Linked DNA regions of Homo sapiens: region 2 is linked to region 1. A link is an interaction called in ENCODE POLR2A ChIA-PET data of the cell type or tissue named here. Cell type or tissue: PC-9. All regions are shown on one strand. Each heading gives the region's core, and the rest is flanking DNA. Links, peaks and the distances in the headings are about the cores only.

What was found. Peaks named below come from ENCODE experiments on the same cell type or tissue, not always from the same donor. Only the 100,000 strongest peaks of a DNase experiment are listed, where the experiment ranks them.
Region 2: POLR2A ChIA-PET joins it to region 1 with 9 read pairs; 1 of 35 experiments calls an interaction of 5 or more read pairs at or near these places.

What each region holds. Positions count from the first base shown.
Region 1 is chr5:68,396,728-68,412,079 of GRCh38, reverse strand. No RefSeq gene overlaps it. Among named protein-coding and RNA genes, the nearest start is that of PIK3R1, 190 kb to the right of the region's middle. RefSeq lists enhancers at 2,504-2,798, 5,288-5,337. In PC-9, for the core only: no CTCF peak of the experiment used is centred there; a DNase peak (open chromatin) is centred at 6,839; H3K27ac peaks cover 572 bases.
Region 2 is chr5:66,959,728-66,975,079 of GRCh38, reverse strand. All of the region lies in intron 4 of MAST4 (microtubule associated serine/threonine kinase family member 4), which reads right to left. Among named protein-coding and RNA genes, the nearest start is that of MAST4-AS1, 37 kb to the left of the region's middle. In PC-9, for the core only: no CTCF peak of the experiment used is centred there; a DNase peak (open chromatin) is centred at 7,119.

The DNA.
Region 1 (15,352 bases), core at 4,097-9,096:
CAAAGCCAGAGTATATGAAAGCGTTGTCTACTTGAATTAAATTTCCGATATGCACAGCTAACTCATATCTGATAAAAGCATAAAATGTTCCTTGAAATATTCTGGAATAGAGGACCACATGGCCTAAGTGACAATAATGGCCACTCTGCCATGGAGTGAGTTTAGTATCACAGTGCTGTCTGAGGACCCGTCTGTATAAATACGTGTTCAGAGACTTCAGAAATGGGCCCTTTGCTCTCAGCCTGCCCTATTCCCCGTTATTTTCTAGGAAATGAATACTCTAGCTTAAGAATCCTGAGTGGGTGATTAATGTTAGTGACAGTGTATGCACCTATCTATGTCATTCATTAGACCTTGCCTTGCAGATTCCTGAACTATTCATGATACATTTGTGAATTTTCTACTTGCACTAGTATGCTGTTCTGTAGCAAAATAGGCCTTCTGTGAAAATATAAATATTTAAAATATAAATATTAGAAATTATGGGCAATAAAAATAATTTTTTATCTATACACGTATTAGAATGATCAAAACTCAAAACATTAACCATATCAAATGTTGGTGAGGATGTGAAGGAAGCAGCAGGCACTCTTATTCGTTGCTGGTGGGGATGCAAAATGGCACAGCCACTTTGGAAGGCAGTTTGGCAGTTTCTTACAGAACTAAACATACTCTTACCATATGGTCCAGCATCATGCTCCTTGGTAACTTATGTCTACACAAAAACCTGCACAGGAATATTTATAGCAGCTTTATTCATAATTACCAAAACTTGGAAGCAACTAAGACGTCCTTCAGTAGGTGAATGGGTAAAAAAAAAACTGTGGTGCATCCAGACGCTGGAATATTATTCAGCGCTAAAAAGTAATGAGCTATCAAGCCATGAAAAGACATGGAGGAAACTTAAATGCATATTACTGAGTGAAATAAGCCAATCTGAAAATCCTGCATGCTATATAATTCCAGCACCATGACATTCTGGAAAAGGCAAAATTATGGAGACAGTATAAAGATCAGTGGTTGCCAGGGGTTGGGGGAAGGATGAATAGGCAGAGCACAGAGAATTTTTTGGCAATGAAGCTATTCTGTATCTACTTTGATACTATAATGGTGGATACATATCATTATATGTTTGTCTAAACCCATAGAATATACAATACCAAGAGTGAATCTTGATGTAAACTGTGAACTTTGGGGGATAATGACATGCCAATGTGGGTTCATCAGTTTTAACAAATATAGGCACAGATGTTGGCAGTGGGAGAAGCCATATATGTGTGGAGATATGGAGTATATGGTAAATATCTGTTCCTTTCACTCAATTTTCAGTGAACCAAAACTGCTCTGAAAATCTATTTTAAAAAAATAAATAAAGCTATAACTTATCAGTTTTTATTGAACACCTACTGTGGGCCAAGAACTAAAAATTATGTTGAGATTCAATAATAAACAAAAAATACAGTGAGCTGGCTTTTCTGATAGAGAAGTAAGAAATATGTTGGTTACAATGGGAATATGTGCAAGGGGACTGCCTCCTGATTCTGGAGATTAGGAGAGTTCCCAAGTGATATATAAACAGAGATCTGTGCAATAAAAAGGAGTTTGGCAATGTGTAGGGCTAGGGAGAAAGGAGGCAAGTATATTGGAGGAAAGAGTGCTCAAGGTAGAAGAGACATGAGCAGATTGCAAAAGGGGGTTAGAATGAGGATGGAGAACAAGGAGCTGAATGTGGCTCAGGTAGGCAGGAAGTAGATGAAATCACTATTAACGACTTAGTGCTGGAATTTCCAACCACTTGGGAATTCAACATCTTTTCATTGTTTAATTTTAATTACCTTTTCATCTTCTCTGTCACGTCTCTCAGAATTATATACTTAATTCTCAAAAGTGAGAGTAAATACATGAGAATGCTTAGACAAGCCTGTGACACAAATTGAAGAAGGTATAATGTATTTATGTGAGGTAATTGAAACGGAGAAAAGGAGAATGAGTGACGGACTCCATGTCACACAGGGGCTGAATGGAAGAGCTGGGATTCAAACGCAAGCAATCTGGCTTGAGTCTTTGCTTTCAGTCAGTTTCCATGCTGCTTCTGAAGTGTTCATGTCAGAAATACCACTGTAGCATATTAATATCTCAGCCCACATTCCCTAAAAAGCCAAGCCTGAGCCAAAAGCATGTATTAGTGGAATAGAAGTTCTATTAATATAATTTTTAATATCAATAGAATATTTTGATGGCTTACAAGATGTTTTTGGCTTACTTTCTTGCAAATGTATTAAGTCATCAATTTTATTCATTTCACTTAGAAGTAAAACCCCTACTGAGCTGCCCATAGCTCCCAGAAAACTGCTTGGTCTCAGAATGTTTTCAGAAAAACTGTACAAAGATACTTCATCTCTGAATACCTCATTCGACAGAAGGTAGGGAGAATTTCTCTGCTAATTCCTGGCCCCACTGGTAAACGTTGTTCCAAAGGATATTTAACTTGCCTGTACTTTTTAGGTTGCGGTTACATGGATGCCAAGTGGGTCCAAGGCATCTCATGTCTCAGAAGCAACAGAAAATTCCTAGAACATGAGGCAAGAGGCTTGAAGCGTGGACTGAAGTATGGTGCTGTTGGGGTGTGTCCTTGAGTCATTTGCAGGCCTGGGGGAGCAGTCAATGAAGCAGCCTGCAGTCAAGGCTGAGGCAGCAATGACTGGGCTCCATGAGCACAAGCTTTTGCTCCACTCAAGGCCAAAATCAAGGAAAGTGAATAGACCTAGAGTGATGCATGAACTGGACCTGAGGACACTTCCAAACTTCTGATGACATTAAATGGAAGGGTATCAAATAGCATATCATACACCTATTATTGAAGCATAGAATAGGCCAGATCTGAACTTATTCTACAATTTGTCTTCATTCTATTGGTAATGGAGAAGGGCTCAATAAGGGCATTGTCCTTTCTGACACAACCAACCACACAATTGCAAATTGACTGGGAATGCAGGTGAATGGAAACTGGGACCCAGGCCTAAAACTCCTGATGAAGTCAGAATTTAGATGATAAATATTAGAGTTATCCCACAAAGGTACTTAATAATCCTAGGAGGTCATAAATAAAACAATTAATTTAAGCTATCTAAACACTCCCATAACCTTCATTTCTTATATGATCCTTAGATCCTGCCACATATTAAAATTACTTAGAATCCTAGAACATGAGGCCCTTGAAAGTTGTTTATCCTGTTTCTTCTTGATCAATTCGCATATTTCTGGGTAAAATTAGCAACTCAGTATAATTTGTTGACTTAAATGCAATTTTGTATTCAGGGCCAGCTATACAATTTGCAGGGCTTAATGCAAAATGCAAATGTAGGACTCATATTCAAAAAACAGGAAGTGTCATTATAGCCGAGCACAGTGGCTCATGACTATAATCCCAGCTACTCAGGAGGCTGCAGTCAGAGAATCACTTCAGCCCAGGAGTTCCAGGCTGCAGGGAGCCATTATTGTACCACTGCACTCCAGCCTGGGTGACAGAGTAAAACCCTATCTCAAAAAAAAAAAAAAAAAAAAAAAAGACCAGCTTATTGAAGGGGGCGGGGAGGAGAATCCTGCCAAAGTTCTAAAGTATAAAGCTTTTTCCTATAAAATATTTTACTTGCAAAACATAGGAGTAACTGATACATGAGTAACAACACAAACTTACAAATTGAAAAAAGTATTTTTGGTGCCTTAATTTTATATAATCAATAAATACAACAAATTAATCAGAATTAGAAGGTAATTTAATAAATTAATATTTTGACTGCTTACAAGATGTTTTTGGCTCACTTTCTTGCAAATTTATTAAGTCATCTAATATGGGCTGGCTCTGTGCCCCCACCCAAATCTCATCTTGAATTTTAATCTAAATTGTAAGCCCCACGTGTTGGGGGAGGGGCCTTGTGGGAGATAATTAGATCATGGGGGTGGACCCCCAGTGCTGTTCTTGTGAGAGTGAGTGAGTTCTCATGAGATCTGTTGGTTTTATAAGGGGCTTTTCCCCACTTTACTCGGCACTTCACTTTCCTGCCGTCATGTGAAGAAGGATGTATTTGCTTCCCCTTCCACCATTATTGTAAGTTTCCTGAGGCCTCCCCAGCCCTTCAGAACTGTGAGTCAATTAACCTCTTTCCTTTATAAATTATCCAGTCTTGGGAAGTTCTTCATATCCGTGTGAAAATGGACTAATACATTATCAAATTTATACTTTCAGTAACTTCATTTTAAAGTATATTGAAAATGATGTCATCTTGACAAATTCAAGATTAAAAAGAATTTTTGATAATTTTTAATTTTAAGAAGAATCTGGATACAACTAACTGGAGTTAAGAGTTCTTTATAGGCTATGATAACATAAGCATCACTTTCTGATAATTTCAAAATATAAATTGTTTAACACATCTGGAACTGATTTTCTAGAATATTTTTTCTAAAATGATTTAACTCTTCATATATATTAGTTCTGTGTAAGTTTAAATTTAATTATGTATGTAAATTTATACAATGGCCTTTAAACGTTTCCTCTGACATTTCCTGTAAACCTGTGGAGGTCGTATAAGAAACCACAAGTTACTTCATGATTTGTATATGAATGAAAACACATACTTATGCATTCTGTTGCCATATCTTCAATTACAAGGAAATTTTTAGTATTAAAATTGCTTTCTTCATTAATAATTGGTTCATCTAAAGTGTCATGTGAAAATAGTGGCTGGTTGGTTTGTTTGCTTGTTTGTTTTTCTCATTTAACACTATAATATTTCTGTTCTATTTCTTTGCTAAATCTCTATAGAGATTTGCTTTGTAATGTTGTGGTGGCAGTTTTTAAAACCAAAGATTCTAAATGCTTTGAAGAATTCCTGTAACTCCCTGATGTGCTTTATGTTCCTGTGTTCACTTTTGTTTTGTAAAAACTTACTCTCAGAGTTTACTGCTTTCACACTGGCAGTTCCTGTTTCAGCATTAAGAAGTGGAAGAGTTAATATTTGTGTAGGCAAGGCGTGGTCAGACAGACAAGCTAGCCTCCCGTCACGGGTCCCCATCCTGTCCCCAGGTGAAGCTTCTCCTTTCTCCCGGGGCTGTGACCCGTTGTGCAGATACTTTTGCTGCTGCTGTTGATGACATGAATCTGGGCCTAAGTCGAGCCCCAGCCAACCCCTTTGACCCCTCGGTGCCCTGGACTGCCTGGAGGCTACTCATGTGCTGGACAAACAGGCCAATTGCTGGAGCATGCAGCTTGCTGTGCTTGGCACAGCTGCTGCTGGATCGCAATTGTGAGTGCTCACTGCTGTCTGGTAGATCTTCTCTGCTCACATAAATACTCAGATAGAATTATTAAGAATCCTACAGTGGTGACAGAAGAGCATTAAACCAAGTGTGGGCCCTTGCAAGTGCAGAGCCTTGTGCAACTGCACTGATCGATGGAACAGGTATCACACCCATGAAGCTGGCCCTGGCTTTATCTTAATTTTAGAAAGACATCTGTCTGCTGTGAAAAATATGGGCCAGATCAATGGCATTCAAACGTTTTAGATTCCAACCACAGTAAAAAGTATATGAGTACATTTTACATTATGACTCAGAATACACACACACACACACACACACACACACCTGTATACCTCTGCAATGAAAGTTTCCTGAAACAATACTTGTAATTAACACATGAGCAGCCCTTTTATATTTTCTGTACATTTTTTAAGGCTACTAACAACCCACTCAACTGATTTCACAACCTATTAATCAGTTGCAACCCTGCAGTTTGGAAAACACTGGGCTAGATAGTGGTGCCAGTTGATAGCTTGATGATTATAATAGTCTGCATTTTGCATTTTAAAACTTTGAAATATTGTCCATTATCTAACTGAAAAATCTTGCTCAAAGGCAGTTGATTGTAAGAATAGTTGTAAAATAGGAGAGAAGTGTTTTGTGATGCAAGACAGGGCTCAATACTCAGTGCTGCCTGCTTGAATAGTTTCATCAATTATTTGGATAAAAACGTTTTATTCCCATTCGACATGTTAATTGAGCACAGCTTCTGTGCTGAGTCCCATTCTCTGGCTGGGGTTGTTCACAATCAGATGAGCCCAAACATGTGAATCAGTATGATGAGGTTAAATGCTGTGACAGAGGTCAGCACCAGGGCCATGGGAGTACACAAGAAGAAGGTGTGCACTCTTCACAATGCAGACCAGTCAGGCACTGTTTTGGGAACTTTTAGGGAAAGCTCCCAAAATACAAATTATGAATACAATCAAAATGAGGGGGATGGAAACAATGTACATATTCTTTTGCTCATCCCCAGTATATACAGACCGTATTGCATATACAATAAAATGATGTTCTAAAACAAAAATGAAAATAGCTTGACTTAACAAGTGATGTCAGAGGTTCAAAAAAGATTTGATCCAAAAAGAATCTCTTTTTTTTCTCTTGATTTCTCTTGATTTTTTCAATGGGGTTTACATAGCTTTTTGTTTTCTTGTTTGTGATGGCTAATTTTATGTGTCAACTTAACTGGGCCACAGAGTGCCCAGATATTTGATCAAACATTTTTCTGGGTATTTCAGGGTGGGTGTTTTTGAATGAGGTTAATGTTTAAGTCCATAGACTAACTAAAGCAGATTGCCTTCCTTAATATGAGTAGGCTATATCCAATCAGTTGGAGGTCTAAATAGAACAAAAAGTCTGACCTTCCCCTGAGTAAGAGAGAATTCTTCTTCCTGACTGCCTTCAAATTGGGACATCACCTTTTTCCTGCCTTCAGTCTTGAACTGAAGCATCAGCCCTTCCTGGGTCATAAGCCTTCTGGCCTTTGGATTGGAATGATATCATTCGCTCTCCTGAGACTTTAACTTGCTGACTCACCCAGCAGATCTTGACACTTGTCAGCTTCTATACCCACACAAGCCAATTCATTATACTCTCTCTCTTTTTCTCTAAGAATATATAAATACATATCATTTGGTTCTATTTTTTCTGGAAAGCCTTGACTAACACATTGCTATAAAAATGTTTTAAAGTTATTTTAATGTTCTTTTAATTATAAAAAGCAAAGTAACTTTATTAAAAATGAAGCCAGGTGCAGTGGCTCACACCTGTAATCCTAGCACTTTGGGAGGCCAAGGCAGGGAGATCACTTTAGCCCAGGAGTTTAAGACCAGCCTGGGCAACATAGTAAGATCATGCCTCTACAAAAAAGTAAAATAAAAAATAAATTAGCTGGGTGTGGTGGCACCTGCCTGTGGTCCTAGCTACTCAGGAAGCTGAGGTGGGAGGATCACTTGAGCCTGGTGGTCAAGACTGCAGTGAGCTGTGATTGTATCACTGCACTCCAGCCTGAGTGTCTAAAAAAAAAAAATTGAGTGGAAGGTAGTGAAAAGCCAAAAATAAAAAAATGAAGGTGGGGAGGTAGGGATAAAGAAGGAAGAAAATAACAAGCTCCATAATCCTCCCAACTTTAACCCCTTTTAAGAACCTTAATGTATATCCTTCTAGATCTTTGTGTATATTAATATGTTTATACATACTTAGTATTGTGAATATGGAATTATAATTTATATTTTTCTATAAGCAGTTTTAGTTTTTTCACTTAATAATACACAGTCAGCTTTTTGTGCACATGGGTTCCACATCCACAGATTTAAGCAACAAAAGGATTGAAAATGTAGCTAGGCCTACAATTGTTGTGTCTATATTGAACATGTATAGACTTTTTTTCTTGTCATTCCCTAAACAATACTGGGTAACAACTATTTACATAGAGTTTACATTATGTTAGGTATTATAAGCAATCTACAGATGGTTGAAAGAATAGGGGTGGATGTGTACAAATTATATGCAAATACTGCACTATTTTATATTAGAGACTTGAACATGCAAGGATTTTGGTATTCCTGGTGGGTCCTAGAACTAATCCCCTGTGGATATGGAGGGACCACTCTATTTTCACCCTGTTTCCACGTTAGTAAATCTTCATCTTCTACATCTTTTGTGGCTAACTAATATTCCATAATTTGTTGTCTAATTCTATGTTAATATTTAGATTATTTCCAATATTTAAAAAAATAATCCAAATATCCTTAGAGCTATTCTTTGCACATATCCATTGCATTTTCTCAAGATAAATTCCTGAAGCAGAATTTATTGGACATAAGACATATACATTTTTAATGTTTTTTGTACTTTTTGGGGGGAGCATGAATTGCCTTCCAGAAAGAGTGCCCCAATTTAGGCTTCTGCCCACATAGTATGAATGCCTAACATGCTTTCTAAATATGTAACATCTACAAAAAATACAAACTAGAGAAGTAATATATTAGATGACTATAAAAACTTCCCATAATCTCAACAGTTTTCATCCTAAAACTACTAAGATGAACATTATCAGAAATAACTAAAAGGTCTTTCATTTAAGTCTGTAAAAATAACTTTTGCATATGCAAGTTGCAAAAAACCTGTGGTGTCTGGTTATCTATGGCTGCATGACAAATCACCTCAAAATTTAGAGGCTTAAAACAACATTTATTTTGCTCACGAATATGCAATTTGGGCAGGGCTTGGTGGGGACAGCTCATTTCTGCTCCACTCGGTATCAACTGGGCGGCTTAAAAACTGGGGGCTGGAATCATCTGCAGGCTCATACATCACATGTCTGGAGGTTGATGCTGGTTGTTGGAGGGACTTTAGTGGGGCTTGTCAATCAGAACACCTACATGTGGACTCTCCGTGTGGTTGCCTGGTGTGCTCACGACATGATGGCTGGGTTCCAAGGGCAAGTGTCCCAGGCTGGAACTCATCTTTATAACTTAGCCTTAAAAATTATATAGTGCCATTTTCTTCATAGTCACAGGCCTGCTTAGATTCAAAGGAAGGGAATATAAGCCCCCCACTTCTCAATGGGGGAGTGTCAACATCACATCTTAAGAAGAGCAGGTGGAATGTAATATATTGGTGCAGTCATCTTTGGAAAATACAATCTGCCACATGTCCTGTGAAGAACGTGTTTTAGCTTCAGGAACAATGTGAATGTACATTTCCTGTACGCCAGCTAGAATCTTAAGTTGCTCTGGAATGTATGTTCCTAAATATATGAAGCACATATTTCCCCCTAAAATTAGCCCTCAAAAAGGAGAGTGGCCTTATAGTTGAGTCTGCATATGATAGATGACTTTACTATTGTTTGTGTAAGATATAAACCTGAAACAAATTCAATATTTGCTTGTTTGGGAATGCTTAGAGAGGTCATCTGATGTGATCAGTCAAAAAGAAGTAAAGAAAGTTTAAGAAGTTATTTATTTATTTATTTATTGAGACGGAGTCTCACTCGGTCACCCAGGCTGGAGTGCGGTGGCACAATCTCGGCTCACTGCAACCTCTGCCTCCTGGGTTCAAGTGATTCTCCTGCCTCAGCCTCCTGAGTAGCTGGGATTACAGATGTCTGCCACCATGCCCGGCTAATTTTTTTGTATTTTTAGTACAGACGGGGTTTCACCATGTTCATCAGGCTGGTCTCGAACTCCTGACCTCATGATCCACCTGCCTCAGCTTCCCAAAGTGCTGGCATTACAGGTGTGAGCCACCGTGCCTGGCCAAGTTGAAGAAGTTTTGGTCGTTATTCTTGGAATATGACTTCACAGCAATAACTGTTCTAGGCCACTGAAAATATTTTAAAGATCACTTTGAAAAGTCAAATAGTAAGTAGTAGACACACCCATAGAATAAATGTGTGAAGATACTCCCCTAATGTTAACAGAAACAGGTATCTATGGCTTGCAATAACATTTCTAGTTTCAGCGTCATACATTTATCTCAAACAAGTTGGACAGAATTGAACACGACACCCTCCAGAAACAGTGTGAGATGATTCAAATTGGTTTACATAATGACAAAGTCAGGGATATCAAAAGTGGATTTAAAAGGTTTGAATAAAATTACTTTATAAGATGTAAAGAAAAAAGCAAGTTTTCTAAAATGATTATTTTGTGAAATGTAATTAAGGTAGAGATGTCTTATGAATAAATTAATATTAGTAAACAGCTGACGATCACCTATGTATCTGATATGGTTTGTGACATGGTTTGGCGTTGTGTCCCCACCCAAATCTCATCTCAAATTGTAACCCCCATGTGTCCAGGCAGGGACCTGGTGGGAGGTGGTTGGATCATGGGGGCAGTTTCCCCCATGCTGTTCTTGTGATGGGGAGTGAGTTCTCACAAGATCTGATGTTTTAAAAGAGTTTGGCCATTTTCCCCTCAGGCTCTCTCTCTCCCCTGTCACCATGTGAAGAAGGTCCTTGCTTCCCCTTCACCTTCTGCCTTGATTGTAAGTTTCCTGAGGCCTTCCCGGCTATGTGGAACTGTGATTCAATTAAACCTCTTTCCTTTGTAAATTATCCAGTCTCAGACATATCTTTATAGTAGTGTGAGAATGGACTAATACAGTTTGGATGTTTTTTCCTCTCCAAATCTCAGGTAGAGACGTGATTTCAATGTTGGAGGTGGGCCTCATGGGAGGTGTTTGGGTCATGGGGGCAGATCCCTCATCAATGGCTCAATGCTGTCCTCACAATAATGAATGAGTTCTCACTGTGAGTTCATGTGAGATCTGGTTGTTTTAAACAGCCTGGCACCTCCCCCTCTCTCTCTCTTGCTCCTGCTCTCACCATGTGACATGCTGGCTCTCCGTCACCTTCTGCCATGATTATAGGCATCCTGAGGCCTTACCAGAAGCTGATGTTGGCACCATGCTTCCCATAAAGCCTGCAGAATTGTGAGCCAATTAAATATATTTTCTTTATAAATTACCCAGCCTCAGGTATTTCTTTGTAGCAATGCAGGAAAGCCTAATACATACCATCTAACAGATATGCTAACCAGAGCTGACACTGTCTAACAAATAATACTGACCAAACACTGAATGTGGAAGAGACGCTGAAGTCTGAAATGTTTTATAAACCATCTGAGATTTTTCCTTTTAAATCCATGTGTGGAAACTCTCAATTTATATTTAGTATTCAGTTCATGATAATTCCTTGGTCCATAATTAATTTTTCCTGCAAATTCAAGCTTTTAAAAAACTCTTTTTATTACCTGGATATTGGGTAGGATTGTGGGGGTGTGAACTTGGATAAACAAGAAATGTTTCTCTGAATGGCAGAATATATGGGTTTCTGTTACAGACTGATAGACTCTAAAGGCATAGCAATTTAGTGTGCATGTTAAGAAGTACTGTTTCATAGAACATATTTGAGATATTCCCTCTAATTAGCAAAAAAAAAGTACCTGGTCAAAGAAAGGTCAGTCCCATTTAAGGTTATTGTTGGGGAGAGGTGTTTGATGTGGTCACTGATGATTTGCCGATGGTGTAACCATTGGGGTGTCTCCTAAAGTATCGATACACATACATGTGTATATATATGTGTGTGTATATAATATACATAATATATATAATATACACATGTGTCAGTCTGTTTTGTGCTGCTATAAATGTAATTTATAAAGAAAAGAGCTTTCATTAGCTCACAGTTCTACAGGCTGTACAAGCGTGGCACTGGCGTCTACTTCTGGTGAGGCCTCAGGAAGCCTACAATCGTGGCAGAAAATGAAGTGGGGCAGTGTGTCCTATGGTGAGAGAAAGAGCAAGAGAGGAGGAGGTGCTAGGCTCTTTTAAACAATCAGCTCTCATGTGAACTCAGAGTGAGAACTCACTCATTTCCTAGGGCACCAAGCTGTTCATGAGGGATCCATGATCATGACCCAAACACCTCCCACTAGGCCCCACCTCTAACACTGGGGATCTCATTTCAACATAAGATTTGGAAGAGACAAATATTCAAACCATATCAATATCACATGTATATGTTGACTTTCTTTATAAGCTACAAAGAAATACACAACAAAATGTCTATAAGGAGAAAGTCAACAATAGTATTTATAACACCTCAACACTACTTCACAGAGTAACCAATATTAAGTTTGGTGTGAATAATTCTCTGTATATCTATATCTTAATTGGCTTTTTCCCAAAAAAATATACAAAAAACACTTCTCACCTAAGCTTTTCTCACATAGCGGCATACCCTGGACATGGTCAATATTCTATAGTCATTACATAAAGCTCCAGCTCATTTTCTGTGACACCTACATAACATCCATGGTGTGCCTGTAACATATTTGTGATTATCTAGGTTGTATCCAGTGTTTTGCCTTTTGAGCAATAAATATTTTTGTAGCTGCATCCTTGTATAATGATGTAGCATGAATCTCTAAGATGGATTTCTAAGTTAAAATGATATATATTTCAAATAGTACTAGAAAGTGCCTTTCCAAAAAAGTTTTAGCAGTTCCCATTCTCACTGAATTGTTTTTTTAAGTGCCCCTTTCCCTACCCCTCACTCCTGCTGGATGTTTAAATATTTGTTGTTTAATATAGTAGCCCTTAGCCATATGTGGCTACTGAGCACTTCCAATGTGGTGCTTCCCCTTCCGCCATGATTGTACTCTAGTGGAAATGTACTATAAATGTAAAATACATGCTAGATTTCAAAGATGTAGCATGAGAAAAAAATGTAAAATAATAATTTTTATATTGATTATATGTGGGAATATTTTAGATAGGTTAAACAAAATTTATTTCTAAAATTAATTTCACCTGTTTCTTTTTATTTTTTGAAATATTTGGCTGCTAGAAAATATAAAATTACAATATATCATGCACATTTGTGGCTTCGACTGTATTTCTGTTGAACAGCAATGTTACAGGTATTTAAAATTTTTGCCAGATGACATTGAATCATTGCCTGAATAGGTTGTTTTGTTTTCATTTAAATTTTGAGTAGGTAATGTATGTACAGAGCACACAATTCGAAAGGAAAAACGGTGCGAGAAATGTCATTTTCTATGATGCTACAAAAAAATTACTATAAACTTAGCGGCTCAAAACATTACGAATATATTCTCTACAGTTCTGGAGATCAGAAGTCCAAAATGAGTTTCGAGGAGTGTATTAGTCTGTTTTCACACTATATAAAGAAATGCCCAAGACTGGGTAAGTTATAAAGGAAAGAGATTTAATTGACTTACAGTTCTGCATGGCTGGGGAGGCCTCAGGAAACTTACAATCAAGGCAGAAGGGGAAGCAAGCACCTTTTTCACAAGACAGCAGGAGAGAAAGGAGTGAGCAAAGGGGGAAGAGCCCCTTATAAAACCATCAGATCTCATGAGAACTCACTCACTATCATGGGAACAGCATGGGGGAAACCGTACCCATGATCCAGTCACCTCCCTCCCTTGACACATGGGGATTACAATTTGAGATGAGATTTGGGTGGGGACATAGAGCCAAACTATATCAGGGAGCTAAACTTAAGACATCAGCAGGGCTGCATCTCTCTGGAGGCACTAGGACAGACTTCACTGCCTTGCTGTTTCTCAGGTTCTTGAGGTAGCTGGCCTTCCTTAGTCTGTGGCCCCCTTCTGTCTTTAAGGCCATCAATTGACATGTCAAATTGTCACTGCTTTTTCTTTTTCTGCCTCTCTTTTTTTCCACTTTTTAAAAAGTTTTATTGAAATACAATTGTCATACTGATAGTTCACCCATTTAAGAGTATAATAATCCTGTGGCTTTAGTATATTCACAAAATTGTTCATTCATCACCACAACCAATTTTAGGTAATTTTCATCACTTTTAAAAGAAACCCCTTATTCTGAGTCATCACCCACATGCCCAGCCCTCCATCATTTCCAGCCTTGGGCAACCAGTAATCTACTTTCTGCCTCTATAGATTTGTCTATTCTAGATATTTCATATAAATGGAACCAAACAATGTGTGGTCCTTTGTGACTAGTTTTTTTCACTCAGCATAATGTTGTCAAGATTCATCCATGTTGTAGCATCTATTAATTCCCTTTAATTGCCAAATAATGTTCTATTGTATCTCTCTTCTACTTCTAAAGATCCTTGTGATTACATCAGGCCCACCCAGACAGTCCAGGACAATCTCCCTGTCTTAAGCTCAACTAACTAATCTTAATTCCATCTGTAATCTTCATTCAACTTTGCCATGTAACCTACCATATTCATAGATTCTGGGGATTATGATGAGTACATATTTGGGGGGCAATTATTCTGTCCATAGCAGTGCCCAACTTTAGGGAGTGCCATTCAAAGGAGAACATAAGTACCCCTCTTCCCAGAGACAAGACTCTTACCAGTGTCTTGTATCTTTTTTAATACTTAAATACTTGGAGAGTCCATTCATTTCCTAGGGATGCTTTTACAATTTACCGCAAACTAGGTGACTTAAGACAGAACTTTATTCTGTCATGGTTCTGGAGGGCAGAAATCCAAAATCAAGGTATTAGCAGAGCTCCACAGGCTCTAGAAGAGAGTCTATTTCTTGCCTCTTCCAACTTCTGGTGGCTCCAGGCATTCCTTGGCTTGTGGCTGCATCACTCCAATTTCAGTCTCTGTCTTCACATGGCCTTGCCCTCTGTGTTCTCTCTTCTGTGCCTTCCCTTGTGTCTCCTATAAGGACAATTGTCATTGGATTTAGAGCCCATGCAGATTGTCTAGGATGATCTCATTTCAAGGTTCTTAACTTAATTACATCTGCCAAAACCTCTTTTCCAAATGAGGTTACATTCACGTGTTCAGAGGTTAGGATATGAACATATCTTTTTGGAAGCCTTCATTCAACCCACTGTGGAGATAATTCTGTATCAATACATGTAGCCTTATTCTTTTAAGCAACTGCGTAGTTGTTCTTGGTAAGAATATATTGTACAGGTATCATATTGATGGATGATAAGTTTGTTCTACTTATGGGTTTTCATTTGGTTGTCAAAATATTTGAAATGGCTTACATAATTTCATAAAGGTGTAAACTTTAAGAAAAATGAGGGCTCATTTAGACCAGCACATGGGTGGAATTACACAAAGGAACCTCAGGGAGGCTCTCGGGTATGCCCCGTGCTGTTATTAAACTGGAGATGATCTCTTAGTGAAGGAGGTGCTGTGTCTGGGAGTATTTCAGCAGGATTCTATTCAGGCTTATAAGGGAACCCAAGGTCACTCTCTGACCAGGAAATAGGGTAGATCCCTGGTTGGCTCTTTGCCATCATTCTTAAACACTGCAGGGGGCATGAGCTTGCCTAACCAGTGAGGTAATATTTACAGATTGCTTGGGGATCCTTAGTGTGCAGATAGCCAGGTACGCCCACATCCAGGAGCAGCCTCTTCTCTCTGGGAAGAACAGAGGGCCTGGAACCTGATTACTTTTTAACCGAGTGCTTGCCAGTATGACAAATGCCCTGCCCA
Region 2 (15,352 bases), core at 4,536-9,535, 1.4 Mb after region 1:
ATTTAGGAACTATTGAGATAATCCAGGATAATCCCCCCATCTCAAAATCCTTAAATTAATCACATCTGCAAAGACTCCTTTTTTCCTAAGTAAGGTAATGTTTACAGGTTTCAGAGGTTAGAACCTGATATCTTTGGGGCCACCATTCAGCCCATGACATACATCAGCTATATTAAGTGTTAATGCACAATTCCCAACCCATACTCTTAATTCTTATCATCTCAGCTAGAATAGAAATTCTCTGAAAATAAGAAACAACTCTTATACTTTGCAAATCCCATGAAAGCTTTCAAGGTATTATGTACAGAACAAATAGTTATTTTTTTCCATTTAGAAAATAAAACCCTTACTCTACTCAATTTTTAGTGGCCAGCATTAGATTCCATGGTAAAAAGTTCTAACATAGTCAAGTGTTTCATTTTTTATTTCTAAAATGGCCAAACCTTCTGTTCAGAGAAGCTGGAGACGAAGGAAATGCATCATAAAATGTTTCCACTGTCCGTGACAAGTGCCTTGCAGTGAGTGTCATTTGTAACGCGTTGTTAGTAATACTTCTGAATACTACCAGAACCCAAAGGCAGGAAAACTACTAGAAGCAAAATTGCAACGAACTCCAGACAAACATCTGTAAACCCCTTGCAGTCAGTCTGATTCATCTCAGTGTCATGAAATAGAAAAGCAGTGGCAGCTCATCTGGAAAAGCTTGATGTAGGCTCAAGGTGGGGATGAATTCGTTCATTCATTCATTTCTATAACAAGTAGTTGTTGAGGTCACATTATGTGCCAGATACTAGGGACTCAATGATAACCAAAATAGGCAAATCCCTTGTAATTTGTAGGTTTCATGCTAGTTGGGTAGGATAAATAAACAAATAAATAAATGTTATATATCAGGTGAGATATTCGCTATAAGAAACATCATGAAGCAGTCCAAAAGATGGTGGTGGTGTTCTCATAGAGTGGCCGGGGAAGGCCTTTGATACAGTAACATTTACTATAGATGCTAAGGAAGTGAAGGAGAGCGCCACTCAGGTATCATTTCAGTGTTCCTTTAGCTGCTCTGGACAGCTAGAACATCCTGTGCCAGAAAGTGAGGAGGTGCTCAAAGATTAATTGCATCATGTTAAAAGGACCCAGGAGCCAGCTTAAAGAGCTTCTGCTTCCCACTGATGAATTTTAGGACAACTTGACCAACAAAAAGAGGAATGCTGGTTATAGATTACTACACATCAAATATGTATTTGTCTTCCATTTTATTCTATAGAAAAATGTATGAGTCAATCTTCCTAAAAATGAAGGGAGAGAAAGGAGGGAATATTCTTCAACTGAAGAACACCAATTAATAGAAATAAACAACTGTGACAAACAGCAATGTAATAAATGATTTGAGCAAGGTCATCAATGAAAGCAAAAACCACTGGGTGAAATCTTGTTGTGAAGAGTATATTCATATGGACTAAAAATTTTACCCCAGAGATTACTTAATAAGGTAAAGGCATAGTCACCATAAAGGGAAAATCTGGCAGACACCAGCTTTTGGACTTCCTGGTGTGATGCTATGAGGAGGACATCATCACCTGTTCTTGGCAAATATGTTTAACCTGAATCTAAAGATGACAAAGCCATCAGATAAACTGAAATTGTGGGATGTTCAACAGAAAAGTTGTCTAGTACTGAGGGAAGAAGAAAGACAGTATAACTTTCTCAATTGAAGGAGACTAAAGAAAGAGATACAACAACTCAATGGAACATATGATCTTTAACTGGATTCTGACATAAAAAAAAAAAAACTTTCACAGACACATTTTTTGAAACAGCAGGAGAAAGCTGACATAGCCCATATAATGATGTTCAATTTTAACGCCATAATAATAATATAGTTATATAGGAGAATATACTTATTCTTAGGAGATACATGCTTAAGTATTTAGGGGTGAAGTGCCTGAATGTCTGCAAATTACTCTCAAATGGTCCAGGAGAAAAAAATGTTTAAATACATCTAGGGGCTAAGAGAGAAGGAAGGGGAGAAAGAGCAAATGTGGCAAGTGTTAACTGGTGAATCAAGATGAACATGGTCGTACAATTTTTTCAACTTTTTAAAAACAGGTTTGGGATTTAAAAAAAAGTTGAAGGGGTAGGAAGAGAGTATTTTAGAAACAGGGAATAATCAGCCCTGACACAGGAACATGCTTGAAGTGCTCAAGAAAAGGCAGAGTCCAATGAGGCTAGAGGGAATGAGTGAGACACGGCAGGAAGCCGGATCACGGAAGACAGTGGGCATCCACTGGAAGGTTCTGAGCAGGAGCAGCTCACACCCCACAAAAATCACTCTGAGAGCTGGATGGAGACTGATCATAGGAGGGCAAAGGTTGAACTAAAGCAGGAAGACATGCTAGAAGGCTACTACTACACAAATCTAGGGATAAATGGCAGCGGCTCAGACTAAGGTGGGATAGGAGAGGTGGTCAGCATCGCATATTGAGAAGGCAGAATCAACAGGACTTCCTAGTGGATGATGGCACATGCCCCCAAATCTACACATGTGCACACTGCAAAGATTTTTTAAAGGGAAGAATTACAGGTGGCTTTTGACTCAGAGCTTGATTAAAGTTGAGCCAAACTTGTATTTTATATAAAGAGGAGAGAAAAAAACAATACCACTGTGAGAAAGTAAATGTTCTTCTCAATGTGGGGTATCTCCATAATGTTTTATTAACTGGAGCCAGTAATGATTCAGCTAAGCAAACTGTCAGAGAAATAAGTAGAAAAGCCTAAGAATCCATGAAATTTAGCTCACGTCTTTTTCACCCGAGACTATTAGTACAGCTCTCCCAGTTTCATAATACCTCATCATTCACTATCACTTCAATTAGAATAGGCAACATCCTTGATACAAAGGTCAGGTTTTATAGTTCATTTTGAATGCTGGGTTGCAAGAATGGTATGACACTAATAATAACAAAACAGAACACTCTTCTTGGAACATTTCACATACATTGCCTAGTTAATTCTTACACCACCTCCAAGAGGCATTATTATCTATGTTACTGCTGGAGAAATGACTTTTTTTTTTAAAGTTTTCGCATTTGTATTACTCCTTTTACTGAGGCATCTCTGAGTTTCACATTATCATCACCATCTTATGCTCTCCAAGAAATCACAACTTAATTCTCATATCAACAGGGTGGGTGTTAATGGCTGTATCCATATTTTAAATGTTGGAAATAGGATTTTTAAAATGATGTGAAATGTGTTTTTCTCCTGTCACAAAGAAATGCCTTAACAAAATGGAACATAGGATATAACTTTCCCCAACACACACATACACATGCACCCACACACAGCAAAGTAAATTTTTATTCACCTCAAGAAGATCTACTAAAAAAAGATAACTGTTAAGCCTCCATAGAATAATTTCAATATATTCAAAAACAAAAATTTAATAAGTTACTTAAGTAAAGTAGTCACAATATGTGGCCCAGAAAAGACTACACAGTAATCAATCATCTTGAGCTGTGAGGCCCAAAGAAATGTTTAAGAGTAGATAGTATCAAGAAAGTGTCCGGGCTCCTTGCAAACGGGGTGAGGAATCCTTACTCAGGCCTGAAGAGGCTGGTTTCCTAAAAGGGCTCCCAGAGCCCTCTGAATAACACCGCAATGGTGAGAACACTGTCACCCCCAGGGAAGTAGCAGGCTGGCCCAGGCTGAGGGAACAAGGCACAGGCTGCTCAGACTGGAGTTGCTGGGGCCCACGGCCTGATTTCCAAAGCAAACCCAATTTAACCTTTTTTTGCATCACCTAGGCTCTGTCTAAAACAAAATTTTAAAAAAGTAATATCGGGCTCCACAAGTCAAAACATGCTCCTTATACCCATGAATGCACTCTTAACAGAGGACTAAAACATCTAGGGAACCAAGCAAGAAAGCTCCAGACACAGTAACAAATCCACCTGCCAGTAAATGGAATCTTACACTGTGAATGCAAATGAAAATGACCACAAATTGAAGTCCCGAAGAAATAGAGGCACAGGCTCTCCAACCAGATGCTTGAGCTTGAACCAGACCAGGTCACTTTCTAGACATTGGGAAGAGGGCATAATCTGTTGGTCAAACCTGGAGGTTTTGAAAGTGAAAGGGGAGTGCTTTTGAGCATCACACTGGAAAAAAAGGCATACATCAATCCGCATCTGGGCAAACTGAGATGTGTGGGCTCCATAGATAAATCTGTCTCTGTGCCTTAGTTTTAACATCTGTAAAATGAAGACAGTACCTGCCTCCCAGCCACAGGGTGAAAACTGTGTGAGTTAACATACGTGCAGCACTAAGAACAGTGCCAGGCATGTAGCAAGCTCCCATCAATGCTGGACACTAAGCCGCTGCACATGCAAATATCTAGCTTAGTAATTTCTGCCTTTAACTCAAGTCAGTAGACAAAACAGAAAAGTTAATGTGAAAAGGTGAGTGCATAGATAAAAAACACAAACCATCATGACAAACAACATGGCCCTGGAATGGCTGTCTGGGCCTGGAACATGTAGGTGTCTATACATGGATGAGTCAAGGCGCTGCAGAGACTCAGCTGTGCCAAGACCCCACGGACCTAAAAGCTCTGCTTGCCATCTGACCTCACAAGACTTCATCCCCTAGGTTCTGCAAGTTTATAGAAGATGAGCTTATAATACCCATTTTAAAAATACTATATTTCAGAAAAATCAAAGGAAACAACCTTTCTGCAGTAAGTTTATTATGCTTGCCCTTCCCCATTACTGCTACCCACTTGAAGTCTCCTACCCCACCCTGTCCTCCTCTGGAGCACCGCACACACATCCTCTTTCTTACTAAGCAAGGGAAGCCTCCAGGTGGTGGCACTGGCAGAAACCAGCAAGGGTAGGGTGGAGGGAAGTGCTAAGTGGCCTGTCCACACCACCCCAGTGACAGCTGAGACTGCCAATCTTCCTCATCTCTCCCCAGCCCCACACCCACAGGGCTGGCACCGTGTTCATAATCAGGCTCATCTCTGCTTGGCTGAGCCATTCCTAAGAGTGCCTGCATGACACAGATTTGATCCTATATGACAATTCAGAAATAAAATTCCAGGAATTCATTAAACCATCACATTCACAAAAGCACAGGAACTGGTGTCTGTAGAGTACAAAGAAATTACCATCTGGTACGAGCATCTTCAGATTTTTTCAATGTTCTCCACAAAGTGAAAGGCGGAAAAATAGAATAAAAAAGACAAATGGGACCTCTCATTGTAAAAAGCGAAAGAAACTAAAAGGGTTTAGTGGTTTAGCCGTCAGGTGACTTTCCCAGTCTTACAGGTTCCCTGTGAAAAGGAGACACAAAATCACAACATACTGCCATGTGTTTGGTAAATGCCTATGATGTCTGCCCCTCACCATGGCAACAAGTGAAGTGAGGGGGATTCAGGCAGCCATGGATACCCAGTAACCTTTCCAAGCAGCAACAGGACAAATAGGCCAGCTCTTGGCAAAATGGGACTAGGTGAGAATTACGCTGGATGCCCTCCCTGTTAAGGTGCTGTCTACCTTTCCTGCCCATCACTCTTAGGACCACCATATGCTCCATTCTTGCTCACAAAAAGTTATTGCACTAAAACCCCATAAGCTACTGTTCTTACATTGCCAGCGAGGTAGGGGATTCATAGATAAAGACAATGAGCGTTCAAGAAGTTTAACACTTGCCCAGGGTCACAAAGCTTACATGTGGTGAGGTCTGTGACCAAGACTCAGGCACCATAACTCCTAGTCTGTGAAGTACCAAACTCAAGTATCTCCAGGGCCACTTCAGGTACTGTGAATGAATGAAGCCAGCTAGGTGGGGTCTATGCTGAAATGGAGAATGGCAGCTCTAAAAGGTGCCGCAGGGACCCAGCCACAGACAGAATGTGGCTGCAAAGGAACACAGACTCACTGAAGGGCTTCGGGTTTGTAAAAGCAGCCCCCAATTCACAATTCTCTTATTGCTTCAAAGCACATTTAATGACAACTAAATAATTTATTTAGTACCTAGTTATTTAGTACCACATTATGCTACATGGGCTAGGGAGACAGCAGTATGTAAGATAGACAGGTCTTGCCCTCCAGAACTTACATTCTACTACTCCTCCTTAGAGTGACTTATCCTCTTCCGTGTGTAATCTGCCATGACTTCTGTATCATTTTCTCTGTCCCTCACCATAGCTAGGCATATCTGTTAATATAAGCTGGGGTCTAACTTTAATTAACAATGACTTTCTACTTTGTCCTAGATAATTGATATCTACTCAGTTTTTACATTTTGATGGCTATAACTTACTATTTATAGAAGAATAAAAAATAAGTCCTTTTTCTCAAGGTGCCAGCACTGCTCTCAAAACATACCTTCTATATAACTCGATCTCATGTTTAAGCACAGGTGAAAACATCAGAACAGGCTTGAGTCCCAGGGAATAATACATTCATTCATTAAATCAATATATATTTATGGGGCCTCTTCTACGTATGTCAGGAACTATTTTAGGTTTTGTGGATATATGTGTGAAAAAGTAGACAAAAATGGTTGTCCTTGTGGAGTTGATGGCACAGTGATAATATTCTTCTCTGGAAGTAGTACTATATCCTACCAGCAACATGGCATGTGTGTTTTCAGTCACAGCTGAAACAGGGAGAGAGAGATTTGGGAGATGGAAGGAGAAGAAACAGCATACCTTCTCTACTGCCAACTCTGGCATAGCTGACTGTGTGTTTATGACTCTGAGACTCCAGAAACCAAAGGGAGATGCAAAGAAAAAGATGGAAGAAGTAAAATACAAGGAACACAAGACATGCAGCCAGCAGGCTCTTGAGTGGTTATCATCCAGGAAGATGTTGGGGGATGAAGCAGAAGTACAAAAGAACATCACTACGGCATAATAGAAACTTGGCCACTGAGTAATGGTGTTCCAGCCTACAGCTACTTACTGGGTCCCTATTGATGGCAAGGCGTGCTCGGTGCCAAGAAAGCCACTGAGAATGTGAAATGAGATAGCTTCTTCTGGAATCTTGCTATCTAATCACAGTCCAGATTAGGAGCTGGCACGAGTCACATCTATATTACTCAGGAGGCACTGATGTCACCATTATACAAACAGCTCCTAAGTGGTAGCCAATTTATTAAGTACTGGGGGTCATGAGAAATTCTGAGTGGTTATGGTTGCCTCAGAAGGAGGAAAGCAAAGTTGTACATAAATTCCACTTAAGGTCTTGAAGATGCTCTCTGTCACACTGGTAACTAATAAACTGATATTTAGGGCCATATATATATATATATATTTAGTTTGTAGACAAAGTGTGTATTTTGCCTATTTCTCCAGCCCTGATGGAAGATGTTTTTCTTTTTTTTTTTTTTTTTAAGGAGTGTGAGATTTTCAAGATGGAAGGGCTTTTGAGAATAACGTAGTCTAATCCTCTGCTCAGTACAGGAATACAGTCTGCATCTTTCCAGCTCACTGGGTGCCTGGCCTTCCTGATGGTCTGATGAGGCAGCCCATTAAAAGTTCAGAAATCTTCCTTAGAAAATTCTTTCCTTCATACTGCGCCCAAATTTGTCTTACCACAACCTCCATATGGCAGTGCAAGGTCTTACTACCCAGACATACTAAACAAAACGTAAGTCCTATTTAGCAACTGAGCTGTCCTGGAAGCTGCAGATGTCTTATTTCTGGCCAACCTTCAGGAAGCCTGGCCTGGAGAAGCCCCTGGAGTTCCGCTGGAGATGGAGAGCTGACTCATGTCTCTGTACAGCCTGCCTCCAGGGTTTTACTATGAAAAGAATAGAATCTTCCATTGTCATATTTAGAAACTCTGTGTGTCATCACCTCAAAAGGGCACAGACACTGTGATACTCACCACCACCACTCTGTCCTAGACCTTTAAGCCCCACCATGAAAAAGGAATAAAGAACAAATCTGACCCATCACAATCAATGGTAGGAAAACAAAATCTGTGCAGGGATACAAAACATGCTTTTTCTGTGGTAACAGCATGAACATATTTGGAGTCTTGCAATTTATAATATTAGACCATCATTTTGGGGCACACTATCAGGGATACCCAATTCCAAGCTGCCAACCAGATATCTCTACCTACAACTTTCTCACTGTGTTTATGACCAGACTCATCATTACAACATTTTCCTCCCTCACCAACTCTGTTTTTTGGGGTTCAAGTCACTAATGCTAGAAATTGCAGTGTAAGTAAGTCAACTCATTGAAAATTATCTACTGAACACCTGCTATGGGGCACCTTTATTTCATCAACTTCTACAACAAAGATTGCTAACTATTTAACCAAACTTATTTCCTCCTTTTCCTGGGCACCAGCCAGCCATATTTCCCAGGCTTCCCTATTGTTAGATACAGTCAGAATACCACCTTCTAGGCCATGAAATGTGAATGGAAGTGATGTGTGCCACCTTCAGGTCTGTCAGTGCACCACCCTCCATGCTCTTTCCCTTTCCACCAGCTAAATGTTGATGCCCAAGGCATCCTTGAAGGCCATGGGTTAAAGATCCCCCTGGATCCCTTAATGACTCTATGGAGCAGATCCTCCTGCAAACCCTTCATCTATGAGTGAACAATGCAATTCCATTGTATTTGAGCCATTGTATATTTATTTGGTGGTTGGTATATTAGCAGCACTGTAACTAATACATCTTCTATTTCTTATTCACTCATTTATTCATTCTTTAATAAGCATTTTTTCAAACACTTAGTACATTCCATATACAGAGTGAGGCACTGGGGAAATAAAAATGACTAAAGAAGGTCACAAGGTCTACCTAAACCAGATAATTAAAACTCAATATAAATGATCTCAGAGCAACATGTGTATGTCTTAAGTTAGTCACAGTGGAAAGATTTGAGACTTCATTTTCAGTCCTAGGCTACTATTTAATCTCTGTATGGGTTAGCATTTTCATCTGTAATCAAAGGCAATATTCATTTCTGTCTCACGTAGTGTTGGGTGGATTAAATGGAATGAAACCATGTACATAAAACCAGTTGGCCAACTATAAAGAACTCTGCAAATTTTAATTTAGTTTATTGCAATTGTCCTACTCCCAGACCTGTTACTCATTATAGATTGTACTAGCATCCTCATTGGAGTTTCTGCCTAAAATACAATCTATTCTTAATATTGATAAGGTACGTTTCCTCAGTTTGAACTCAGATTGGTCATTTCCTTATTCAAAACATCTTCTGACTCCTGAACACTTACAAAATGAAAGTCAAACTTTTTAGCTTTAGTATTCAAGGCCTTACATAGCATGCATGCCCCCAAATTAATTTTCAAGTTTATATCAATCTCTATACAGTTCCAAACTTTTCTTCTATTTCACCTATCCTATGTCCTAGTGACACACATTATTTCTACCATATACTATGCTTTCTTACATCCTAGATTTTTTTTTCTCTGTCTGGTTTTATCCTTCACCGCCCCCCCCCCCGCCCCCACCAATCCCTCCCCACTGAACCTCCAATATTTTTCAAGGTCCAGCTCAAACGCAACCAGTTCCCTAAAACTTTTTCCCCAAAACACTCTTCAGAACCTCATCCTCCTCTGCACTACCTTAGCACTGAATCTAATTTTCTTTTCTCTTCTACTAATGATGCCATCTTCATATTGAATAGCCTATTGCCTTTAGGAAGAATAAAGAAAAGGAAATACAAGCATTGTATTTAATGAAAACATATTACACTAAAGAAAAAAAGTTCAGGACACAGTTCAATTTCTTGCAGTTGGATAACCAAAATGGACACATTAGAAGAGCAAAGGAATTCTCCAGATAGGGAAAAAAAAAAAAAAAAAGCAAAAAAAAAAAAAAAACTACTCTTATGTTTTAGGACCTATTAAATTCAGGGGATGCTGTATAAAAGCTATTACACAAAACTCTCATGTTGAAAGTCACTTTTACAATAATAAGTATAATCCCATCAGCAGAAGAGTAGAACTAAAGTTCCAAGTCATTAATTTGTTTCCCTAGTCGATTATTCTTTGCAGATTTCAGTTCGGCCTTACTTTAGAAATATGAAAGAAACAAATTTGTTAAATTGTCCCACTGATATCATCTAAAGCTTGTAAGTTAATATTTTTAAGGAAGTGGCCATAAGTGGCAAATTCGTCATTCATTTGCGTTTATGAAATAAAAAATATTCATAAAAAAATTTAAGTTGCCCTTTGCATCAACGGATAATTTGATTCTACTTTCTTCCACAGGATTTTTTCTTTTTTGAGACGGAGTCTCACTCTTTCGCCCAGGCTGGAGTGCAGTGGCCAGATCTCAGCTCACTGCAAGCTCCGCCTCCCGAGTTCACGCCATTCTCCCGCCTCAGCCTCCCATGGGGTAGCTGGGACTAAGGCGCCCACCACCACGCCCGGCTAATTTTTTGTATGTTTAATAGAGACGGGGTTTCACCGTGTTAGCCAGGATGGTCTCAATCTCCTGACTTCGTGATCTGCCCGCCTCGACCTCCCAAAGTGCTGGGATTACAGGCATGAGCCACCGTGCCCAGCCCCATAGGATTAGGATTTTTAAAAAGGGGAAAGGGACGCTGGGTACACTATGTGTGTCTTCCGATTAGATACAGGAAGATTCACTATATCCATAAATAGTGAATTCATGAAAAGTCTATTAGAATATACATACCATAGATACTATAGTAGCAGTATTTTCTATCGTGTATTCTTATAACAAACTATGCTAAAATGTAAGAGTTCCTTGGGGATATTTCTCTAACAAACAGAGAAGAGTGAATATAATCAGCCTATGAGTGAGGGGGTAGGAGTATATACCTTGGAGTTCTAAAAAATGATTTAAAAAATATTAACACTTTAGACAATTTAAATACATTATCCTGTAAATAATAGTGTATAAAATAGTTTGAGGCAACAGGTATTATAATACTCTCATAGGAATTAGGAAATGTTTTCTAGAAACCAATAAATTATATCTTTATATTGATCAAAACTTACAGAATTCAGTGCAGATCATTCCCTAAGAAAGCAAAATGAAAAACTGTCACATATACACACACATTGAACAATGAGTCAAGAGACACCAAGTGAAATATGAGTAAATATGCTAAATAGAGTAAGTGATCAAGTAAGTCACCAAGTAAACAATTCAACCAGTTTCCTCACCCTGTGGATTGTGGATTGCAGAGTCTGAAGTAATCAAATGCTGGTGGTGGGAAATGGGGCAACAGAAAGACAAAGCAGCCCTGGGCAGGCCCTGGAGCATGCTTACCTCCAAAAGTGAAAGGCCAAGAGAGGACTACAAGGACTGCCTGGGCTGGATGGGGTTGGACTCAGGCTCCTGGGAGTGAGACTGAAAGTTAAAATAACGTCATTCCAAGTGGGAGAATTGATTGCAGTAAAAATAGCATAGCTCAGTTAAGGGACTGTGTTCCCTTTAGGCCAGAATCACTATGGCAAGCTTATCTACACCACTAGGTAATCATCTAATCACTTGCCCTTTTCAGCTCTAAAATACAGAACAAGTAAAATGCTTCCTGCTGAAATTTACATTTTAAAAACTACAGCTGCCATTTTTATTTGAGCCTTTTCTTTGTCACAAAGCAACTTGGCAGATAACTTTGACATGTGATTTTTGCATCAAAGAAAATCCAGTGCCATTTTATATTGAGTATATTTTATTCTAGATTAAGAAGACAATGCAAATAAAAATTTAGGTGAAATATCGTAGTTTTTACAAAGCAAAGCAACTAACATTTCCCCATAGGAAGATGCGTTTTTAAGCACTTTTGCAAGGAAAAACAAGTCTTCCTTATAACAAAGACCCAATATTTTATCTAATCCTCAGGGGCAATGATAAAAAGTGTTCCTATGCATATATTCAAAATAAATAATTTCAAAAATTATTACATGTAGTTATATATTATTTTATCTTCCAGAGAGGTCTTCTCAAATCCAACTGTCAATGAACCATTATAATCCCTGACCCCCCACTCCCCACCCACCCATCCAAACCACCATGATTATTCCAGCCAATTCTCAAATATTCATCACAGTGTGGTTGGAATAGAGTTCATTCATCTTTTTTCTTTCTGGCCTCATGTCTCTTTTTTTAGGGAGATAAAACTTAAATTAGATACAGTACAACAATTTAACCAATAGATCTAATAGATCTATTAAAGCATGGAGTTGATGCTAGTCAGTTACCAACTATTTTTACATGGCAAAATCAAAGTAAAAATTAGCTAAGTATTCTGTAGGTATTCTTGCCCCAACTCTAAGACTGAAGTGAGCAATAGAAACTCCTGCTATAGTGCAATGAGTTTCTTTCCTGTCTTTTGTTGTTGTTGTTGTTCTTTTTGAGACAAGGTTTCACTCTAGTCACCCAGGCTGGAGTGTAGTGGCTTACTGCAGCCTCCACCTCCTGGGCTCAAAGTGATCCTCCCACCTTGGCCTCCCAAGTAGCCAGGACTATAAGCACACACAACCATACCTGGCTAATTTTTGTATTTTTTGTAGAGATGGGGTTTCAAGATGTTGCTCAGCCTGATCTCAAACTCCTGGGCTCAAGTGATTCTCCTGCTTCAGCCTCTCGAAGTGCTGGGATTACAGGCGTAAGCCACCATGGCTGCCTTTTTACTTTTTTACAGATGGTGTCTCCATATGCCTCCCAGGCCGAACTTGAACTGCTGGGCTCAAGAGAGCTTTCCATCTCAGCATCCTGAGTAGCAAGAACTATGGGCATGCACCACCGTGCCTGGCTAGTGCAGAGAGTTTCTTAAAGAATGTTATTTTGCCTCTCCGCTGGACGATGGCTCTACACTGTATCATGTTTTCCTATCTCAGAGAATGAGGTCTTGAAACAGAGCTGCATTTTGGTTGATTCAAGCTGGTTGTGCTCTTCATTGGCACAGAGGGTTGGCAATGATGGCTAAAATCAGATTTGGGCTTACTATGGTTTGCAAATCCTAAATGCCATCCTTGTCTCCCATTATATGGATAATTGAGACTTGGCTGTATTTGTCTTAAACTAAAATATTAAATTATTGCTCAAATGCTCTAATTAAAAAATATAATGTTTCAACAGAGTAAAGTTTTATATCTTCTAAGACCATTCTCTGATTTGGTACCAGCACTTGTAATTAGTAAGGAATTATTTTCCTTATACACTCAGAGCATATTCAAAAGCTGCTGCTCTTAAACATGCTGTACTCTAACTTAGCAGCTCATTGGAAAGCTCTCAGGAATGTCCCCTGATATGTCCATCATTTTGTCTATGTACAGTCTTATCTATTCCTTCCTGTCCTAAAATCGGCATGCATAGGCACTAACACCATTCCCAGTCTCTATGCGGAAACACACATGATGAGTGCTACGAAGTGTCTATGTACCCAATTCTATACTTACAATGAAAAAAGAAAAAACAAAAAAATCTACCTTTCTCAGAAACTGGAAAGCCAGGCATAGGCTATTTAGGCATCATAAATTTCTGTATAAATTAACAACTTATTAATTTCTGAAATATATATTTGATGTCTCACACCTAAGATTTCAATATCTGAAACAGGAATCAGAAACTGCCCTGTGTTTACTGATAAATCCAATGGAAAATTCTAGATTGCATCTACAGAGCATAAAATAGGCTCATATAATACTCCACAGCTGCAGTGCTTATGGAATAAACTCTTCTGAAAGAAAAACAGTAATGTCTGATGAACATTCAAAAGCTGTTCTACACATTTGCTGTGTGAGTTAAGACTGTAAGATTCCCAGATAATTAAATTTATATACATTAAATCTGCTTTTAATAGAATCTGTGATAAGACTTTCCATTATAACATTCCTCTGCAGTGGCTAGAAGTTGAATTTACTCAAAGACTGCAGAATTAGCTTTCTCCATGAGTGAATGTAAAGTTAGCTATGTCCATTTTAGAGTAATTTTGCATTTCAAGGTAAACAAAATGTTCAAAGTAAATCACATACTAATACTACAATGATATTTAAGAGTGATTCTCTATTCCACTCTCACGCTCCCTAGGCAAACAGAATTACCTATTTTAAATGCACAGTAATATTTACCAAGATAAGAGGATAGAAGGAGGGGGCGTGGCCTGATACCAAAACAACATCCAAAGATCCCCTGTGTTTAGCTGACTGTTATGTCCTGTGTCGACGCTGGCAAGGTCATAAAACTCGTGGCATAATTCAGTCCTTCTAATCATAAAATGGAATGTTTGACACAGCTGAGTTCATATTTTTAAAAAGTTACTTTGAAGTGTCTCCTCTTAATGTAGACAAGATTGAGAAAAGAAAGAAAAAAAGTAAAGGAAGAAGAGGAAAGAAAGAAAAAGCCTAATGTGAAATGATATCTACTAAGTCCAAAGAAAACAACCAGGAAACAGCACAACAAAAAACAGAGGCAAAAGCAAAGCGGGAGGTTAATGCCCCTGGGTTTTAAACACAGAGCTATGGCTTAGTTATGCATTTCCAGCTAGAGAGAGGAGGGTTAAGTAGAAGAATGAGTGCATGCCACTAAAATATTCCACACAGATGGTGAGAGTTGAATGTTAGGGTGGGGGTGGAGATGGGAGAAATGTTAGGGCAATGGGTAAATACTATTCGTACCTCTAATATGAAGAATGTCACAGCTAGCAAGAAGGTTGTGAGAGCCCTCTAACTTTTTGTAAGTGAGTCCCTCATTAGTATAAAATCAGGGCACAATTTTAGAGCAAGGACTGATTAGAAAAGTATTCACTTCAGAATGTCATGCTTTTATTAATTAAGGAAATAATTTCTCTTGTATGATGCATCTACAAAATTCAAGAGGAATAATAAATCCTCAGAACCAAGCACAGTTCTCATTCTGCAGTCTCTTTCTGCAGACAGTCCAGTATGAGATTATTGGGACTGTACAGAATTCACTGAAATGTAATTTTATATCTGTGCTGTAAGTTAGAAAGAGGGATATTTATGTTTGTCTACCGGATTTATATTTTACTGTTTATTATTTTAAGTGTGACAGCACAGACTAACTCACAGCTTCTGCATCTTTGACTAACAGATTTAAAATAAAAATTTGCTGACACTTCCTGCATCACAGATGTCTAACTTCTGCGCCACAAATTAGATGTGGACATGTTCATGTAGCTACATCACATCACAAGGCAGTCAGATGAGTTAATGGGTTAAAAAAAAAAACAGCTAAGCAAACACACAGCTCAACTAGGTAAACACATTGCATGCAGTGGCTGGAGATTCTGCAGAGAGGATTCTAAATGTACCACAGTTCATTAATATTCTGTTGCACAGATAAAACATGGATCACATCTAAT